Regions from separate parts of the Mus musculus genome. Here region 2 is linked to region 1. A link is a loop called in an ENCODE intact Hi-C map of the cell type or tissue named here. Cell type or tissue: left cerebral cortex. All regions are shown on one strand. Links, peaks and the distances in the headings refer to the core of each region. The heading gives the core; the rest is flanking DNA.

Region 1 (9,560 bases), core at 2,637-7,636:
AGCCCTGCATCAGGGCAGTGGCTTTGTTTTAACTAGAAGTCTTACCCTGACCAGTAGGAACAAGGGTTGGTTTCTGTTACTCAAGAAAGTGAAAGGTAGCCAGGGAGCCCAAACCTCTGGCCCGTGTCCCCTCCCCACCCCCCAATGCCTTGGTACAACCCACAGGATCAGCTGGGCTCTCCTGGTCCTACAGTGACAATGACCGTGGCCTTGCCTTCTCCAGGAGAGAGGTGGCTTTAACTAGATTGTCTCACTTGGGCCTAAAATGGCACAGGCTGTCATTATGAGCTGTCATTTCCCAATTACTGCAGATAATATCTACTTTAATTGAACAGGGTCCCGATAATGCCATTATGCACCGAGTTACCCAATTCATTTAATATATGCATGTACACACATTAGCACCTGACGGCCACCACGAGACTGAGGCTGCTTGCTGTACAGAGACATTCATGAGATGATACTTTCAGTGGGGGGGGGGGCAGCAGCTTTCATTTAAGGGGTGACTGTCCTCAGTGTGCTGCTTTCATCAAGAAACCAGAGAACAGGGAGGCACTAGAACTGTCTCTCGGGCCTCATGGGGCTCATGGGGCTCAGAGGTAGGGGAAGCTCTGGGCTAGGCCAGCTTGGAGCCGGGCAGTTGCTTCTCTACAGGAGCAAAGCTGGATGGGGAAGGGGACACACGGGCTTTGGAGGGAGGAGCGAGAGAGGGCAGAGGGAGGTATTGCTGCACAGGGAGCAGCTAATGGGGACTAATGAGCCAGTCTGCTCTCTAAGGGCCCCAAGCAGGGACACGTCTCAATGCAGCTATGTGCATGGGATGGGGGTGTGATCTTTGTGTGCATGTATGGTGCACATACACGTGCATGCTTGTGCACATATGGGGACCACAAGTATACTGGTGTCTCCCTCTGTTTCTCCTCCCTGTTTGTTGAGATAGGTTGAGAAGCTCACTCACGAGGTGAGGCTGGCTGTGGCTACCTGTCTCTCCCTCACCAGTGCTGGATTACAGCCACACTGCCCCCTCACACAGATGCTAGACCCAAGCTCCGGTCCTGGTGCTCCCTGGATGAACCAGCTTCCAGCTTCCTCTCAGTGCATCTCTGCTGATCCTGGCTGACTAGGGCAGAGCTGACACTCTTGGAAATAAGAGGTCTTATAGAGAGTAACAGGAAGCTGTTGTCTCTACACCAAGCCCCTCTGCTTCTTCTTCGGGTGAGCCTGCTCAGCTGGCAGGTCTTCTGTCAGACCAGGAGCAGGGCTGGGGCCTGGCTGCTGGCTCCCTCACGCCTTCTGCAGGTGGCAGGAGGTGCCATTTCTGCAGAAGTGCAAAGACCTTCCAGTGGTAGGAGCTGACAGCCCAGCTGCCCGGTCCCCAGGCAGGACCTGCCCACTGGAAAGCTGGGTTCCGGGGCCGGGAGGACAGCAGGGTGGGCAGATGTCTTGAGGTGGGTGGTAATTAGGGGCTGCTGCTCCGTGCTTGTAGGGAGAGGACGGGTCTGTCAGCTATAATTACAAGGCTCTGGAGTCCATAGGTTTTGCTCTGTGTCTTCTCACCAGCTGTGGGGCCCTCAGGACAGGGACATTGCCTTCCAGGCTCTTCTGCCCAGCAAACTAGTCACACACAGGCTGACTGCGAAGCTCCCAAGAAGTCACACTTCCAACAGAAGCATGCAGAAGCCACTGACACAGGTCACAGGAGGAGGGGAAGACCAGAGTAGAGGCCAGGCAGGCTATTCAGCTCCTGGCCTATTCAGGGCCTGATCTGGGTGAGCCCTCTCTGAACATGCCAGGAAAACCCACCACTATTCATGAAATGTTCCTGTAGGCTAAACACTGCCAGCTTCCAGGGCAAAGGATCATTTCTGGGGATGGTAGAAGGCAGATGAGAACGGTATCCCCCGCCCCAGGAGGGCGGGCGTGCAACGCAGGGCTGAGCAGAGACTCAGCGCACAGGTCCCAAAGATCCCACCCAAGACAAGAAGCTGACCAAGGCTGGGGGGTTCTTCCAGGAAGCAATCTACTCAGAACCAACACCCACAGCACACTACTGCCTGCCCAGGGCCTGCAAGGGTTCTCTGCGATGGTCTCCCACAACCTCCATGGGAGGCTCTGAGCTTCTACTGGGAGCAGCTCAGGAAAGTTCCCAAGTTCTCAGCTCTTCACCAAAGGCCTGTCACCTCCTCCCATGCACAGGAGACTGAGCCCAGGGGAAAGAGGGCCAAGACCAAGCCACCTGAGAGGTAGGGAGCTGTCAAGTGGCTACCCAGGAAGACAGCTACCCAGGGCTGCTTAGGTGTTAGGCTGAGGTGGAGAGACCCTCTAGCAACACTAGGTGCTTAGCAGGGTCACCCTCAGAGTACTGGCCTTTCTGCCTGCCCTAAGTCCCATCCAGAATCCAGAGTAGAGGGGGTGGAAGGTGGAGGGGTGGGGGTGGCACACACACACCTCCCGCCAGACTCACAGCAAGGGTGGCATCACACTGCCACTATGGCTTGCGGCACCCTAGCCCTGAAAGCCAGTTCAGAGGGTGTCCCCAAAAGCCAGCTTTCTCTCTAGCCAGGGGCAGCCGATTGTGAGACGATCAAGGAGAAGAAACCAGGTACCCCCTGCAGAAAGGATTGTCTGACAACGAGTGTGTCGCTCAGGACCTAGGGGCAGAGGGCGCTCGTCCTTTGGGCTCAGGACTCCCCGCCGCTGTGCCGCTGCCCCAGCTCAGCACAAACAACCACGCAGCGCCGGGTGCGGGGTGCGGGGGCGCAGCGCACAGTCAGGCCTCCACCTCGGCCCCGCCCCCGCGCGGGGAGGGGACACGGTTGCCCGCGGGCTCGGGGAAGCGACCCTGGAGCAGGGACCTCCCCCGCCACACGCGCGCTCACACAGAGCCCTTAGAGACGCTCGGTTCACCAGGGTTTCAGAGAGGGTTCGGTCCCAAGTGTCCAGAGAAAGCCTGACCTCAGGTCCCGGGGCTGCGGAGAGACCCCAGACCTGCAGCGCCACCGCAAACCACGGCGGCGGCTGCAGGCGGGAGGCGCTTCGGCTCCAGCCAGTGGCGAAGGTGGTGCCGGGGCTGGATGCGGTTCTCAGAGCAGGGAGCCTCAACACGGGGCTGGCGCTGCCCTCTGGCCGAGGACCACGGCGCAAAGGCGCACACCGCGCCCCGCGCCCCCACAGCCTAGCCTCTCCGCAGAGGGGACGCGCGGCTGTCACCGTCCCCATCGGGACCAACTCCACCTGTCATCAGTGCAGCCCCGTCACAGCCCCCATCCCACTTTCCCCCAGACCCGCAGACAACACTGCCCCATCCCTGAGGGGGCAGCGGAGGGGCGGCCCCAGCCCGGAGGGAAGCCCCTGTCCCTGGGTCCTGCGCCCTCCTCCTGGAACTAGGGAGAGCTCGCAGAGGCCACCTCCTCAAACGCCGGGGTCCCCGCCGCAGCCCGCGCTCCCGGAGGCCGGAGGGCATCGTCCCCTCCGCCCGTGCCCCTCGGGCCACAACTCACCGCGCATCGGCGAGGTGAACGCCACGGCTAGGGGTCGGCTGCGCCCGGGAAGTGCAGGGAGGCGGCGGCCAGCTCTTAGCTGCTCGCGGTGCCGGGAGCCCGGGCCGCGGCGGGTGGCGCTGACGCTGCGGACCAAACCGGGCGCCGAGCCGCCGGCGGTCCCGGGCGCGGCGGGGAGGAGCTGGCGGCCGCTTTGGCCGGAGCCTCGGAGCAACGAGCGGTGGCGCTCGGCTGCTGCTCCCGGGAAGCTGGAGCTGGGAGCGGCCGCCACGGTGCCCGTGCTGCTGCTGCTGCCGCTGCCGCCGCCGCCGCCGCCGCGGAGCCCGAGAGCGCGGGCGAGGCGGTGCGGGGCGCTGCGTGCGCCGAGGATCGGGGCTGGGGAGCGAGCGCAGCCGGCCGGGGTGCGGGCACCTGACGGCGGCGGCGGCGGCGAGGAGAAAATGGGAGCGTGCGAGCCTAGCACAGGGAGCCGAGCGGCGCGGGAGGGGCGCGAGCGCCGGGAGCGCGGGCCGAGGGCCGAGGGGGCCGCACGGCTCCCGGCGCCCACCGCCCTGCCGCACCGCACGCGCGAGCCCAGCCCGCAAGTTTGCGCCGCGAGTGCGGGGCGAGCGCACCACGCTTCCGCCGGCCTTTTAAAGAGCGAGAGCCCGGGTCCACCCCCACACACCCGCACCTCCACCTCCGGAAGCTGGGACTCGCCACCCCTCCACGCCCTCCCCGCCGGCGGCTCCCGCTCCCTCCGCACCCGGTTGTCGCCCGCTCCCGGAAGCCTCCCCTCTTACACTCCTCCTACCCACCCCCCAATCAGCCCCGTGAGCGCGCCATCTCACTACCCGGGCACCCCAAAGACGCGGCGAAGATCCCTCCTCACCCACACAAGTCGAGGGTCAGGGAACCCAGTTTCCCGTCGCACACCCTGCAAAGTACAGCAGAGCCTAGGGACCCTTAGGGGCGAGCCGTACCCACTCGGTGCGTCACTGGAACCCCCCACCCGCGGGGCCGCTTCTCATAGCCGCGCACACACGTGGCGTGTGCCCCCCTGCGGCATGCTCATTTGCACATTTCTGTCATAGCATGCCAAGGAAGGAAACTGAGGCCCAGAGACGTCAATCCACCTGCCCAGGTCTCACGATCTGTGGAGAGGAGCGCTTTTACCCTGAAGCACTAACACCCCAGAGCCCCCAAAATAGGGGAGCAATTTACACACACACACACCCGATCCACTGAACACGGTGTAACAGGTGGCCTGAACTAGCCCCAAGAAGAGTTCCTCAGCTCAAGAGGTTGGCAGCTCGCTGCCCCCTTCCCCTCGCGTGGGCTTTGATGATCCCGGAAGGGTGCCTTCGAGGCAGGCCTAGAGGAAGGCAGGGACAGACCACGCAATCCTTGAAGAGCTGCAAACAGGCCCAGACTGCAGAAGTGGCTTCCCCGGGAGCCCCAAGAAGTGGCGAGCCTCATCCTGGGTGCTACCGTGCTGGGGAGCCAGGGGAGTGGGTGGCTGCTAACAGCTGGAGAGGGGGCCAGGGCGCAGAGTGCCACCTGGTGTTCACTGTGCCCAGGCCTGAGACACTCCGCCATCCTGACTGCTAGACCCCCTGATTTCCAAAGAACCTAGAGGAATGCTTGGGAGAGTCCAGGACTAGCAAGGCCCGAGCTATCTCTGTCTGCTTCTCTCCCTGATCCCCTACCAATGCAGGCCTCCATCGCCAGCTCTCCAGACCATGAAGGCCAGCGCGGTGACTGTTCACCACCGTTCATGCAGTGCCTGGCCCCGGGCCTGGACCCCATTGAGCTTAGGAGTGTTTGGTGTATGAATAACTGTTGTCAAACTGTGTACTCTTGTTGTTGTCACATGGAATGACCCAAATACATGTCTCCTTTACCAAGTCGGCCCGCGGTTTCTGAGAGAAGTGTGCAGATTGTTCGTTCATCTATGCTTTGTCGTGTGTAACTGACACCACTCACAGCGACAGGGCCATCTCCACGTCCCTGGGTCCTCATCCAGCCCCTGGGTCCTCCTACAAAGCCAGCATAATGGAATTGGGCTGCCTTTCTGGGCTCCTGTAAGTGGGAGCTGCCGCACTTCCCGTACAGAACATAATCCCAGCATCCTTTGGTTGGTTGGATAGATGGAGCTGAAAATTACACGGGCCCTGGTTTATTGAGAACCCAAAGGACCACATCAGACACTCCCTACCCCTGCCCCTCAGTATCGCCTCTACTCTGGCCATAATTATCCCCCACCTCCCACCAGCTGTGTTTCTAAAGGCTGTGTTTTTCAGCGATTAAAAAAAGAAACTGCTGCTGGCAGATGCTGAGCCTGTGGCTGGGCCGGAGAGCCTGTAAGTCCCCAGCCAAGACCTACATCTGCCAGACAGCCATGACACCTCAGACCACTGAAGCCCGGTGTATTCCCCCATCAGCCCTTAGCCATGGGCCCCAGGTGGCCTGACTCCTCATCCAGTTTGCTCTTTGTGCCCATCATGGAGAAGAATGGACAAGCACACATGCCCTCCCCTGGTATCTTCTGCCAGGGAGCCAGCCTCAGTGGAGGAATGATGGCCAGAAGTGACTTCCCAGGAGTCACGCAGTGCCCTGCCTGGACCTGCTTTTCCAAGGTCTCATTCAAACCACTATCTCCTAAGAACCAACTGCAGACCCTGGACCTCAGAGCTGGTTCAGGCTGGATGGAAGGGGGACAGGGCTGGGTCCTCTTTGCTGAGAGCCACTGGATGTGGGGTCCTCAACCTTTGTGAGCATGGAGTTCTCCATCTGTCTGACCTTTGACTGAGTTGAGGGTGCCTCTCAAGATTCCAGAGTGGGTAAAGCCTCGTTCCAATACCCTTTGAAGAGGTGGGGAGGCCACAAGGGCCCATCCCTGAGTCTTCTTGATGCGGAGGAAGGGTACTTAGCTCTGCCCTACGGGTTCAGGACTGTGCCCTGGAAGTTGTTCCTGAGATCTGACCTAACTCCTTCCTGCTGCAGCAGATTCTTTCCTTCTTCGAGCTCGTATTTTGTGGTTTGGGTTTTTTTCCTCTTTAATACATTTGTGTGAGTGTCTATCCATCTGTATCTGTGATTGCGAGATGTAATCATACTACAGCACACTCACAGAAGTCTGGTGATCAACTGTCAGGAGTTGGCTCAGGATGGCACCTTTGGTGCTCAGCCCCTTACCCACTAAGCCATCTCACCATACAGCCCTGGTTTTGGCTTTTTTAAAGACAGTAACCTACTACAGAGCCCAGGCTAGCCTTAAACTCATAGCTATTCTCCTGGCTCGGCCTCTTGGGTACTGTACCTATACCCACTATTTCGTTTTGTTTTTGAGACAGAAATGGCATTGAACTCCTGACCTTCTGCCTCAGCTCCCGAGTTGTGGGGTTGCAGGCATCCAGAATGCTCTGTTTGTACAGCTCCGGGATCAACCAGGGTTTCATGACTGCTGGGCAGATGCTCTACTCACTGAGCCACATCCCAGGCACAACACCTGATGTTTTCAGCTGATTTTTGCAGTACTGAGATTTGAACCTAGGACTTTATGCATGTTAAGCAAGTCCTTTATTTGTTTGTTTTGGTCTTTGATTTTTGTGTTTTGGTTTTGGTCTTGATTTTGGTTTAGGTTTTGACTTGATTTGGTTTGGTTTGGTTTGGTTTGGTTTGGTTTGGTTTGGTTTGGTTTGGTTTGGTTTGGTTTTTCAAGGCAGGGTTGCTCTGTGCAGCCCTGGCTGTCCTGGAACTCACTGTGTAGACCAGGCTGACCTCAACCTCAGAGATCCACCTGCCTCTGCCTCCCAAATGCTGGGATTAAAGGTGTGTGCCACCACCCACTGCCACCTGCTCTTCCAGAGACCTAGGTTCAATTCCCAGCACCCACATGATGCCACACACTGTCTGTAACTTGAGTCGCAGGAGATCTGACACCCTCTTCTGGCCTCCTGGGTACCCAAGCACATACATGGTACACAGACATACATATGGACATGACACCTATATACCTAAAAATGATTCTTTTACTATCTTTAAATAATCTGTGTGTGGAAGTCAGTTCTCTTTCCATCATGGTGTGGGTCCTGGTCAGACTGTAGTCTCAAGCACCTTTGTCCACTGAGCATTCCTGCTGGCCTGTCCCCAACTCCCTGTCCTCAACTCCCTCTTCATGCCTGTATCCTGACCTCCCCCAAAAGAAAAAAAAGAGTTTGTCCACTGTGCCAGCCGCTTAGCTGGAGTCGCAAAGCCGTCCTGTGACTCCTGCATTCAGAGAAATCTAATAGGAGAGAACCATTGTCTTTGAAAGCCCTGCAGTTGGGGTCCATTACAGTAAGTCACGGTGAGCATGGTCCTGGGAGGACTTACGGACTCTCTGACAAATGGCCGAGGTCGCAGCCATGCCTTACCCTCTGACCCTGAGGGTTTCCATCCTGTCCCCCCCCTAGACCAGCCAATCAGGTAGAAATGTCTATTTAAATACAGCTGCACCCTGGCAGAATGCAGAGAGCCAAGTCACCATGCAGGCACCCAGGGGTCAGAGGTCACCTTGACTTGGGGTTGCAAGATCAGGGTAGGGACTGCAGGAAATCAGTGCCACCTGCTCCTAGAATCACACAGCCCTTTCGTGCAGAAGACAGAAACCAAGTCTCAAGGGCACAGACACTGGCAAATTTTCTCACTCGGTCTTAGGGACAGGAAGGGACAAGGCTTAGCTATCTCTCTAGATCCACACCGTCCATCTGTCTTTACAGGCAAACAGCAGAAGGTAAGGACAGGTATCCAGCATGGCTGGGCTAAGCTACACCTCCCAGAACCACAGCACCTGCCACAGGAGGACTCCAAATGGAAGACATTCCGCAGTGTCCCAGGCACCCCTTAGCACCCTGCATCATAGGAAGAGGATACAGGACAAGAGATCAGGGGGACAGGGGTCTCTCTGCCCCTTGCCACTAACATGAAGACTGCACACAGGGGCCAGGGCAGGAGGAACATCAGACAGAGAGGCAGAAGAGAGCAAGGGCGCTTCCAGGCCCACATTGCTTCCCAACTGTTGCTCCAGGGTTTCCTGGTCTGAAAGCGATTTCCTTGGTCAGCCTCAATTTCCCAGCAGTGAAGAAGGAGAAGCAGGGGAGGCTGGGAAAATGTCTGCTCCAGCGTCGAGCCATGGCATGAAAACCCAGAGAAGACAGAGATCTCTCCTGCCCCTGAGCTAGAGAGCAGAAAGTGGTCTCGTGCACCCAAGGACCGCGAAGGCTAGTTCATGGAGCACCCGCTGCCTCGAACCTTTGAATGGCTGGGAATGGGAATTTCTCAGATAGGCAGGCCTCCAGGGTGGGAAGCTTTGGGACAAGGGCCTTGAAGGATGCACGGGTTTAAAAACCAAAAGATCCAGATGTGAGGGGTGTAACACAGCAGGACACACCTGAATCCTCCAAAGGCCTCTGACTGCCGCCTGTCTGCACAGTGAATGCACAGAGCATACAGCTGGCGCTCAGAGACCAGTGAGAGGCTGACTTCCCTGACAAGAAAGGCTGCCTCCTACCCTGCTCCTTTCCACTCTCTCCTCCCCTTTCCCTGTCTCTCTTTTTTTTTTTTTCTTAAGACTCAGGATTTCTCGGCTTCTTTGCCACTCTGCAATTTAAAACTACTTATCATCTCTCCCGCTCTCCCCACACGTCCAGGGGCTGTCAGCCGCGAGCCAAATGTCATTAGGATGGATGTCACAAGCCCAGATGTCAAAATACAATTAACATTTAAAATCTCCTCCCGCCCTCAGCCTGGTGGCCAGCCATTCCGCAGCTCCTTCGGCTGAGTGGCAGGGCCCCTGAGCTCCAAGAAGAGCTGCCAGGTGACAGGCACAAGAGAGGACACCATCCAGCCGGCTACTTGGACTGATGCACAGGCCTACAGGGGGACAGGGGAGGAGAGGGGAGACCTGGAGCAATGTCAAGCTTCCCCCCTGCAAAACCCCTCCCCCCAAGTCTCCTCCATCCTGTCTTCCTGCTGAACCTCATCTGTTGTCCACATCTCAGGACATTCTGCCTCTGCCCTGCCAACACTCTTAGGCCT
Region 2 (9,560 bases), core at 1,934-6,933, 120 kb before region 1:
CTGACTGGGACTTCTAGCAAGCCACTTAACCTGACTCACAAGCTCCTTCCCCAAAAGGCCTGGGCCACCAAGGTCACCTAGAGCATGCCTCTAGGCAACCAGTTTGCACAGCTCCCTCCAGAGCTACCCGTCAGCTCCATATGGCCTGCCCCACACAGCAGCTGTCTCAGCTCTCACCCCTCTGTCTGCCTCCTGCCTTTCTCCCAACTGCTTGGGCACCAGCCTCCCTTCTCCTGCCCCTCAGATGCCATCCCCCACCAGCTCAGCCTGGCCTGGGTCTGCAGATCCCAACAGCCTGGCTCCCAGATTTCACCACCATCAGACCTTGCTGAAAGCAAAGGGCAGGGCAGCCCTGCCACTTCAGGTGCCCTGGACACTTACAGAAAGTGTGCTCTCCTAGGCAATTACTCCGCGTCTGGTGCCTCAGTTTCCCTGCTGTGCACTAGGAGAGTGGCAAATGTGTATGACATTCAAAGTACGACACAAGCTTGGTGTCAGTTTTCTCTCCTATCGCAGCCCAGAGTCACAGCCTACTGTGCGTGTGTGTCCCTACTGTGCACACATGCAAGCGAGAGCAGTCCAGGATGTTGTTGTCTTGTTGCTCTGCTTTCCCTGTGGGCAAATGGAGCAGGGAAGACAGACAGGGAGTTTGGAAGCCCCTCGGGTACTAAGTGAATGATGACACTCCGGGATCAGCTTCAGAAAGGCAGATCAAATGTATTCAGGGTGAACAATGCTTATATGAAACTTTGGGGAGGGGAGCGGACTATCTCGGGTGGGCAAAGCTCATTGGCTGAAGGCTAAGTTACTGGGATGCCTCATTAGCATGGGATGGCATATCCAGGAATGTCAGGTGCTTGCTGAATGGGTTTATCATCAGGAGAAAGGGAGTTGGACCTGTAATTTTCCTAAGGGCAAGGAGACATTCCTCAGGAAGGGGGTGTGAGGTCCAAGATCCCCCCAGGTAGAGAAGAGGAAGCCCCGCTGACAAAGGGAATCCACCATTTTACGCCAACCTCAGGGCTTTCTGGTAATGTCAGACTTCGACCTTAGGAACAGAGTTTCCCAATACCCTGCCACTATCTTCATGGCTCTCACTGTCTTCCACCACCAGAGTCCCACTGGTGTCATTGGTAGAGGGGTGGGGTGAGCAAGAAGCTCACCTGCATGCTTAATACCCTGCTTGAACTGGTCCCCATGCCCCTGCGCAGCTCCCATAGGTGACAAGGGGGTTACACACATGCACACACGCACACACACATGCACACACACACACATGCACACACACACGCACACACACATGCACGCACAGCCACAAGGCAGGCCAGGAGATGAGGCCACTAGGAAGGAGAAGTGAGAGTCATTAATGGATGGGGAACAGCAGCCTTTCCTTAGAAGGTCACTAGGAAGAGCAAATGACAATATGAGACCCTGTGCAAGGGGCCACCATTGTTATGATTTTGTGCCAGGGATCTGCTAGGGTTGGGGGCTAGTTAGTATTAGAGTTTAACACTAGAGCTGGGGGTTAAGTTAGGGCTTAAGGGTAGTGGTTAATCTTAGGGTTAGGACTGGGATAGTGGTGAGGGCCAGTCAGGGCCAGGGTCTTAGCTTAGGGTTAGGAGGTGAACATGGGCCGGGGGTTGACTTTGAGTCAGGGTTAGTGGTTCCAGGCTGCATTTGGATTTAAAGTAGGGTCTGTGGTGGTCTTAGAGTTAGGATCTAGGGTCCAAGTTAGCATTCAGGGTAAGTTGTGAGGGTAAGGTGTGGTTTGGATTAGGGTTAGAGTTTTTGGCTCTGGGCAAGGCATCTTCATTCTGCTTCCTGTGACTGGGATAACCTGAAAAAAGCAGCTGAAGAAGAAAAGAGCACATTTGCTTCCACGGTCATCGTGGGGAGGTCAGAGGGGCAGAAACTTGAAGCAGCCAGCCACATTGCATACACCCACAGTCCAGAGAGCAATAAATGCAAGCAAGCCTGTGTTCAGCTAGTTGTCTCCACTGTATCTATAGTCCAAGATATCCTTCTCTAGGGAATGGCGCCGCCCACACTGGGTGGATCCTCTCACCTTAATTAACAACATAATCAAGACCACGACCACCCCCAGACGTGTGATTTGGATAATTCCTGGGGGGCGGGGAGAAGAACCACCTCTGCCAGGTGATTCTAGATTGTCTTAGGTTCACAATTAAAACCACTGCAAGGCTAGAAGTCACAGCTAATGCTGGAGGTTAGGGTTAGGGTTGAAAGTTAAGATTAGAGGTTAGGGTATGGTTTAGGAACCCCAGAGCAAGCGCTGAGAAATCCCTGAGCCTCCACCCTTCCGTGAATGGTCACAGGCATCTTGAATCAAATCTGGATAGCACAGACCCAGCTAACCCTCCCCCAAGGGGCAGGGAGGGGTGCTCTCTGAAGTCCCATGGGTCTCTGTAGAGTCCCCCTGAAATTAATGCTTTTCAATAGAAAAGAACTTAGGTAACAAGTCAAACCCTGTATTCTCAGATTGGCATAGAACACTTACCACGACCCCACTTACTGACACTGACTAGAGCTCTCGGGCCCACTGGATCCAGTAGAACTAGCCAGGTTCTACTTGCCATCCTAGAGCCACTGAGACCCCTCCCCTGCTCCTCCCCATACTCTAACATACCCCCTCTCCTTATGACTCTGTCCTAATCCAGCCTTACCCAAGGCTGCTTGGCGGCAGGGGCTGAAGTGGAGCTGGACCCACGGTGAGACACTAAGTCCTGGGAGCATCTCAGCTCTATAGGTCGGGCTGCTGAGAGGTCTGAGAAAGGGCCTGAACTTCCTGGCCTAGATTCCTCTGCCAACTGTGAATCGGGAAACCAAAGCCCCTCCCTCGTGATTTGATGTGTGGCGCTGAGCTCTGCTGCAGGCACCTTGCAACCCTTCACAAGGTTCTAGAAGGGGTCAGTAAGGCGGCCCAGCAGGGAAACATGCTCGCAACCAATCCTGATGACTTGAGTTTGATCCCTGGGATTCATATGATAGGAGAGAGCCAAGTCCTCCAAGTTGTCCTCTGAGCTGCACTTGTACACATGTATGCCGTGGTGCTTGCAATAAACAAATAAGTGTATCGAGAAATTTCAGTGCTCCTATGTGACATCACCCAGCCCGTTCCTCTCCCAAAGCTTCTCAGACCCAAACTCCCGGACCCCTCGCCTGCTCAGGCAGCATCTCCCCACCCCACATGCTAGCAGAATATCCCCCCATTCCTCCTCATACTCCCTTGGTGATCCATTCACAGTGCCACCCCTCCCTCCCCCATCTCTATCCCGCCTGTCCCTCCCCCAGCCTGCTGCTGCTGACGGTGACATCAGCTCTGGCTAGTCTCAGGCTCCCTTTGGGCTCTCCTCCTGCACACCAGCTGCTGAGATCTTTCTCAATTACAAATCAGATCATGTCTGCGCGCAACACTTCAGGGGCTCCCTGTGGCGTAAGTCACAAGTCCCGGCCCCTGTTGCCCCAAGCATAAACTGCTTTCCAAGCCAGACCTCCCTGTGGCTGATAGCATCTACAAGGGCTTTCCTGCACAGCTAATCCCCCCGCCACTGTGTCCCTGGAAAGAGCCAAGATCCTTAGTGGGTCTCCGCAGCTTCTGCCTCCACATCCTCACACCTGGGTCCTGCTAGACTTTGAGCAATAACTCCCCAGGGCCCTTCCCCAAGCCCGCCAATGGGCCCCCAACCAGACAGCCTCCATGCCTGTCTCTTGGTGTCTCGGCATGTGACACTGTGATTCCAGGGTACCAGGGATATGTTGAACCCTAGGGGACACCAAAATCATGTCCCCTCTTTAGACCTCAGCCTTATGGTTAAACCATGTGTGCATAGCCATCTCTACTTCTGGAGAGATGACTCAGCAGTTAAGAGCACTGTCTGCTCTCCCAGAGAACTCAAGGTGCCCAGCAGCCACAAGGATGCTCACAACCATCTATAACTGCAGTCCTTAGGGTTCTAACGCCCTCTTCTGGCCTCCGCGGGCAGTGCGTACACATGGTGCACAGATACACATGCAGGCAAGACACCAGTACTCACATACATACATACATACATACATACATACATACATACTAGAAAATTAAAATAAAATAAAAAGTAAATCTTAGGCAGAGAAAGGAGACAGGCTGAAGCAGGCTTGAGACAGTGTCGGCAAGGGACTGGTTGGTCCTCAGGAGAGTCTCTTGCATGGAGGAACGGGGTGAAGTAGCTACCGCTGCCTGTCAGTCCCGAGGAGAGGAGATCTGGTGCCAGAGGGAGGGGTTCCAAGTAAATGGAATGGTAGGTAACCCAGCAGGGTCAGCAAGGGTGGGGTGCAGATGGAGTGGGGGTGTGGGACACAGAGAGACAGACCCCGCTAGCCCGTGCTGCTTTGCAGATGCTAGGGAAAGTCTGTCGCTCTTCCACTGGGACCTCTGGGAATTGGAGCTGCCTAGTCCCTGGCAGTCACCAGTCAGAAGTGGCCCAAGGCCATGACTGCAATTTAAAATGGCCTTCAATAAAACAGCACAATAAAGCCACACTGCAGAGCAGTGCTGACGAGCAAACACTTCCCTTGAAGAGTCAGAATCTGTGGTGGGGACAGCACAGCACTGGGGGTAAGGAACACAGGCCTGGCTGGCCAGGACAGAAGCCTGGATGATGGTTGGTCCCCAGACATCCGAGGAGAACCAGGCTTCCTACGTGGGGGGGAGGATGCAGGCCCACCTGTGCTGAGCTCACCTTGAAGGGAGCTGTGGGAGGAACAACCATGCTGTCTGGAAGATGAAGGAACTGTTTATGCTGATAACTTACTCTGAACGGATCAGGTAGAAGTTTTCTGTAGCCACTTTGTGCAGGAAGAAAAGCAGGCGGAATGTTTCCCTGTAAGAACATTAGGGCGGGGCTGTTCACACTCCTTCCTGTCGCAACGCACAACAGGGACTGGTTTCCTGGGCACTAACACAGGAGAACGGTCTGCTTACACGATTATGTAGGTCCTGTGTGTACAACCTTTCTCTAAGAGCCCTGCACTGCTGTAAGGGGTTAGCAAAGTCGGTCACAGAACACAGGTCAGCACACAGAAATCCACCCCTGGCTACAGACAGGTATGTGCCTAGAGAGGACGATGTCTAAAGCAATATCAGATCATGGTGCGTGTCTTCAGTTCCAGCACTCAGGGGGCAGAGGCAGGCAGATCTCTGTGAGTTCAAAGCCTGCTTTACACAGTAAGTTCCAAGCTATCCAGAGCTACCCACAGAGACCGAATTTCAATAAAATAAAATGAACCGCTGGAGTAAGAAATCAAAGACTCAAATAGACACAGAACATGCTCCTAGATTGGAAAGACCCAAACATACAGAGAGGCACAGCACAGGCAAAGTGTGGGAGACTCACAGGTGAGTGCAGATTCAATCCATTACCAGCCTAAGTCCCAGCAGGCCCTGTGTAGACGAAAAGCGATTCTAGAATCTGTGTGGAGGAAAGACAGGAGAAGATCATCAAGAACACTTCTTTAAAAGGAGAGGTTGCCCGAGCATGGTAGCACAGGCCTGTCCATCTAGCACCCAGAATTCGGAGTCAGGAGGATCATTGTGAGTTCCAGGTCAACTGAAGAATGACATCCTGTCTCAAAAACAAGTTAAATTTGAAGGATTCACAGTACCCAATTCTACGATGGAATTAGCCCCCTGGTAAAGAGGACTCAGACCAGCAAAGAGATAAACATCAGGTCCATGGGCAGAATGATGGCCAGAAATAGACTCTCTTGAACACACACTGCCTATTGTCCTTTAACAAAGTACAGCAGGGGCTGACGGAGAAACGGTCATCTTCCCGAAAAATGGTGTTGTAAGGAAAGGTTAACCTCAGACCGTATCCCACACCGTGCACAGACTGGCTCATGGGACATCTGTGGGTGTAACACTGTAAAACTCAGGCCGGAAAAGCGGCTCAGCTGGTAGAGGCCCTTGCTGCCACCAGGCTGTCAACCTGCGTTCAATCCCTGGGGCTATGTGGTGGAATGAGAGAGCCAACGCCCTCAGGTTATCCTCTGACCTCCCGCACTCTCCCTGAGGCACACATACAAGTAGATAAATAATGTCATTCTTAATAATGTAAATTCCCAGTGCTGAAGCTGGCTCAGAAGTGAACCGCTCACACATGACTGGTAGGAAGCAAACTGCTCAGACCCTCTGGGGATAGTCTCCTGGGCTCCACTCCTTTCTTTCTTTCCCTATTTATTTGCTTTTAATAGTTAATTAGTTAGTTCTTTAGTTGAGTCTAACTGTAGCCCATGCTGGCCTGGAACTTATATAGACCAGGCTGACTGGGAACTCACAGAGATCCACCTGCCTCTGCTCCCTGGGTGCTGGTACTACAGGAATATGCCACCAGGCCCAGCTCTGGTTTCCTGTAAAGTGGAATGGATGCATCTGCAACTCCTGTCCACATGTGTTCACCCCGGAGAAAAGAGAGTGTGTGTTCTGTGCCCTTGAAAAAAAAATACTACAGACAGAGATGGCGACAACAGCTCTACCCACTATCGGCCACACTCGGGGAAACCAGCAGGAAGCACTCGCTGTGGAATACTGCTTAGCCTCGAAGAGGGAGCACTGACACTTGGGCCTTCACGACTCTCAAAGGCACCCTGAGTGATGAGAGCCAATCTCAAGATGTTTTCAACTTCACCGTTTCCTTCCCGTTGCATTCTGAGAACGACTTTTGGCAACGGATTTGCGGTTGCCAGGGAGGAGTGTGGGGAACGGGCCTAGGAGGCTTCAGAAATGGGCTGAGAAGCTAAGTGGCATGCTCTAGAGTGTGGGGGATAGCATCCTCACCCAGGGCTGTGTGTGGGCCCTGGGGACTCTTGCTGATGCCCCACACCTAATCCCAGGAGCCCACCCAACCATGGACCCTGGTCGCCCCTGGGGTCGTGCGTACCTACACACAAGCAATATAATTTGTGGGGAAGAGGAGGGAATGATTCATACTGAGCCTCAGCCCCAGGGTCCCCTACGGCTCACCTCTGGGACCCTCACCTGACCCCATTGTGCTGGACAGAGGACAGAGGCTACAAAAACGTCCCTTCTCATTCGTTTAATCATAGCAGCAGACCTGGGGTCATCAGGTCACTGCCAAGGTCCCCAGATTTTTTCAGCCTTACTGTGGGCCACCACCATGGACCCCATGGGAAACCCAGCAAAGGCAGCCGGAGGGCGGTAGCGTTTATTAATATCCTACCAATGTGTGTCTGCAGCCCCAAGCAGGGCCCCGGAGTCTCAGTCCAGTGTATTAAATAATGCTGTCTGGGAAAAAGCCGGCATGCACGATGATGGGACTTTAAAATTTAATTGCTGCCAAACAAGATTACAGTGGGGAGGTGGGGCAGGTGGAACTGGGAGAGGAGAGACTGAGGGGCGACGACTGTCATTGAGCCATGGAAGATGTAGAGAATGAAACAGCCTGAGCTGTCCCCATCATGCCAGGTCCCCAGATGCCTCTGTACCTCTCACCTGCAACTCCTCCCTACCCCAGCCCGGCCTCCGCAGACCTGGGGGTACAACATGCCGACTTCAGATGAGGCCCCAGGAACAGAAGATCAGACAAAAGCACACCTGAGTACAACTCTGAGGTTGCTTCTCCGTACTGTTTTGAGTCTTGGGCAGCCCTAGCTAGCCTTCCACTTCCAGCCACTCTCCTGTCTCCAAATGCTGGGATTGTGGGTATATGCTACTGGACCCCCAAAACCTTTTGCAGTCAGAAGAGATCACTTATAGATTTTTCCCTTCCTGACAAAATAATTAGTCCCAGTTCAACAAGGAGCCACTGTCTGCAGAGAGGGGCAGAGCCAGGCTGGCCTTCTCCCCTCCTCTGGTGCTCACTTCTGAGCCCCACGCCCTTCAGTCTGGCTTCCCAAAAAACCCAGGGTGAGTCTCCATGTGCTTCAGACATCCCACCGCCATGCTTCAGCCCCTCTGCCTCCTTCCTTCTCCTCCCACCCTCGCTCTGTGTTCCTGTTCAAGCCCAGCGGCTGCACTTAAAACTAAGGGTGCCCATCACTTGCCGCTCTAGTTGGCGGTATGAACCTGGGAGCGTGGAGCCTTAAAAAGAATGAGGTTGATGACCGTCTCACGAGCAGCCAACTTTAGCCAGAGGTCAGATGACCTGTACCCTGAGGGCTAGGGCTCCTGTGAGCCACGTGTCCACTCACGACGTTAAGGTGCACGGGGCGGGCAAACAGCACGTGGCAAAATCCTGTTTCTCTGTAGGCATATAAGCAAATAATAGCTGGCTGTGATGAATAAGCTGAGGTAAACTCACTCCTATCCGCTACCCCCGGGAGGGCACAGAAACTCATCCCAAAGACAGTTCTGTGGTTTTGAAGAAATTGAGGTCACAAAGCTCTTGTTTCCTCACACACACTCAGAATTCCCCTCACATCCCCACCCACTCTTGGACTGGGTTCTGACAGCTCATTTCTCGGCCAAACACCCTAGAAAGGCCTACGCCTTTCGAAACGAACCCCCAGATCCCACTAAGGTCTGCTGGGCCCTGCTATGTGCAGGTATGACGCTAGGTAGAAATAGCGGACACAGCAAAGAGGACCAGGCCCTTTTCCTGGAGCTGTTTTTCTGGATGTGAAGAAACAAACAAGAGGCAGACAGTGTGGTTGTGGGCAGTGAAGAGAATCCCGGAGGAGGAGGGTCACTGGCCAAGGAAGGGACACCTGTGGCTGTACCAGAAGGAACGTTCAAGTGAAGATCTTATCACCGAGTGTAAATGCAGGACATACCTGGCTAGCTGGAGAGGCTTGCAGAAGGACTGTGAGAGATGACTGAGTAACAGAAGAGACGGCTGGCATTCTTAACCCTTTGGCCCAGGCAGGGTCAACCCCAGGCCTGATGGAGGAAGGCTCTTGAGTTTACAGGGAGCTGGGGGTTGGGGGGAGAGGCTGACAGGTTCTTTCAGTGTCAAGCTAATGAATACCTTCACAACCCAGAAATTGCCTCAGCTGACCCACACCCTGGCAATAGGGGAGGTAGCCTCTGGGCCACTGTGTCAGGACACACAACAAGGTTTCAGTCCCATTCTGGAGACTGGCCCATCTGCCCTTTAATCCCACCATTGGCCAAATGAACCCTTCAAGGCCTCTGTCTTTATTCTGATGCATGCGTGATCTCCTGGGTCTGGGGCTATAGCTGGCCTTGATGGACCACTGGCTGTCCCCATGAACACTGCTGTTGCTCACCCACCCCTACCCTCACAGAGGAGGAGTAGCCAAGAGCTTGTGGCTCCTGTTCCTCCACTGGAAGTGTTGGGCCTCTCCAGCCATGAACCACAAGCTGGGTCTGAGTGTGAAGACAGAACGCTGTGAACCCACCATCTTCCCCTGTTGTCTCCCCTCCACCCCACTTACTTAGAAGAAGCCTAGGGGTGGCAACTTGGATCACCCACCATGGTGGTGCCTGGCACACTCAACTTGAGCTCCCTCGCAAATAATAAAATCCAAAGAGAGACTTGTGCAGTGCGCACCACAAATCAGAGCCACGCTCCTCGAGGACA

What was found. Hi-C counts contacts between places; a loop is a spot of excess contacts. Peaks named below come from ENCODE experiments on the same cell type or tissue, not always from the same donor. Only the 100,000 strongest peaks of a DNase experiment are listed, where the experiment ranks them.
Region 2: a loop joins it to region 1, with 2.0 times the contacts of the local background. A loop is called at or near these places in 5 of 42 quality-filtered maps.

Annotation. Positions count from the first base shown.
Region 1 is chr17:27,509,292-27,518,851 of GRCm38, forward strand. Grm4 (glutamate receptor, metabotropic 4) reads right to left here and starts at 4,106. Exons shown (of 11, transcript NM_001291045.2): 1 at 3,501-4,106. In left cerebral cortex, for the core only: CTCF peaks have their summits at 2,684, 2,961 and 5,050 (motif pointing left); DNase peaks (open chromatin) are centred at 2,793, 3,010, 3,729, 4,142 and 1 more place; H3K4me3 peaks cover 1,969 bases; H3K27ac peaks cover 794 bases.
Region 2 is chr17:27,389,690-27,399,249 of GRCm38, forward strand. It overlaps Gm35007 (a long non-coding RNA gene), which reads right to left. Exons shown (of 2, transcript XR_385497.4): 1 at 8,084-9,560; 2 at 7,331-7,548. Among named protein-coding and RNA genes, the nearest start is that of Gm35007, 5.5 kb to the right of the region's middle. In left cerebral cortex, for the core only: a CTCF peak has its summit at 3,992 (motif pointing left); DNase peaks (open chromatin) are centred at 3,362 and 3,932.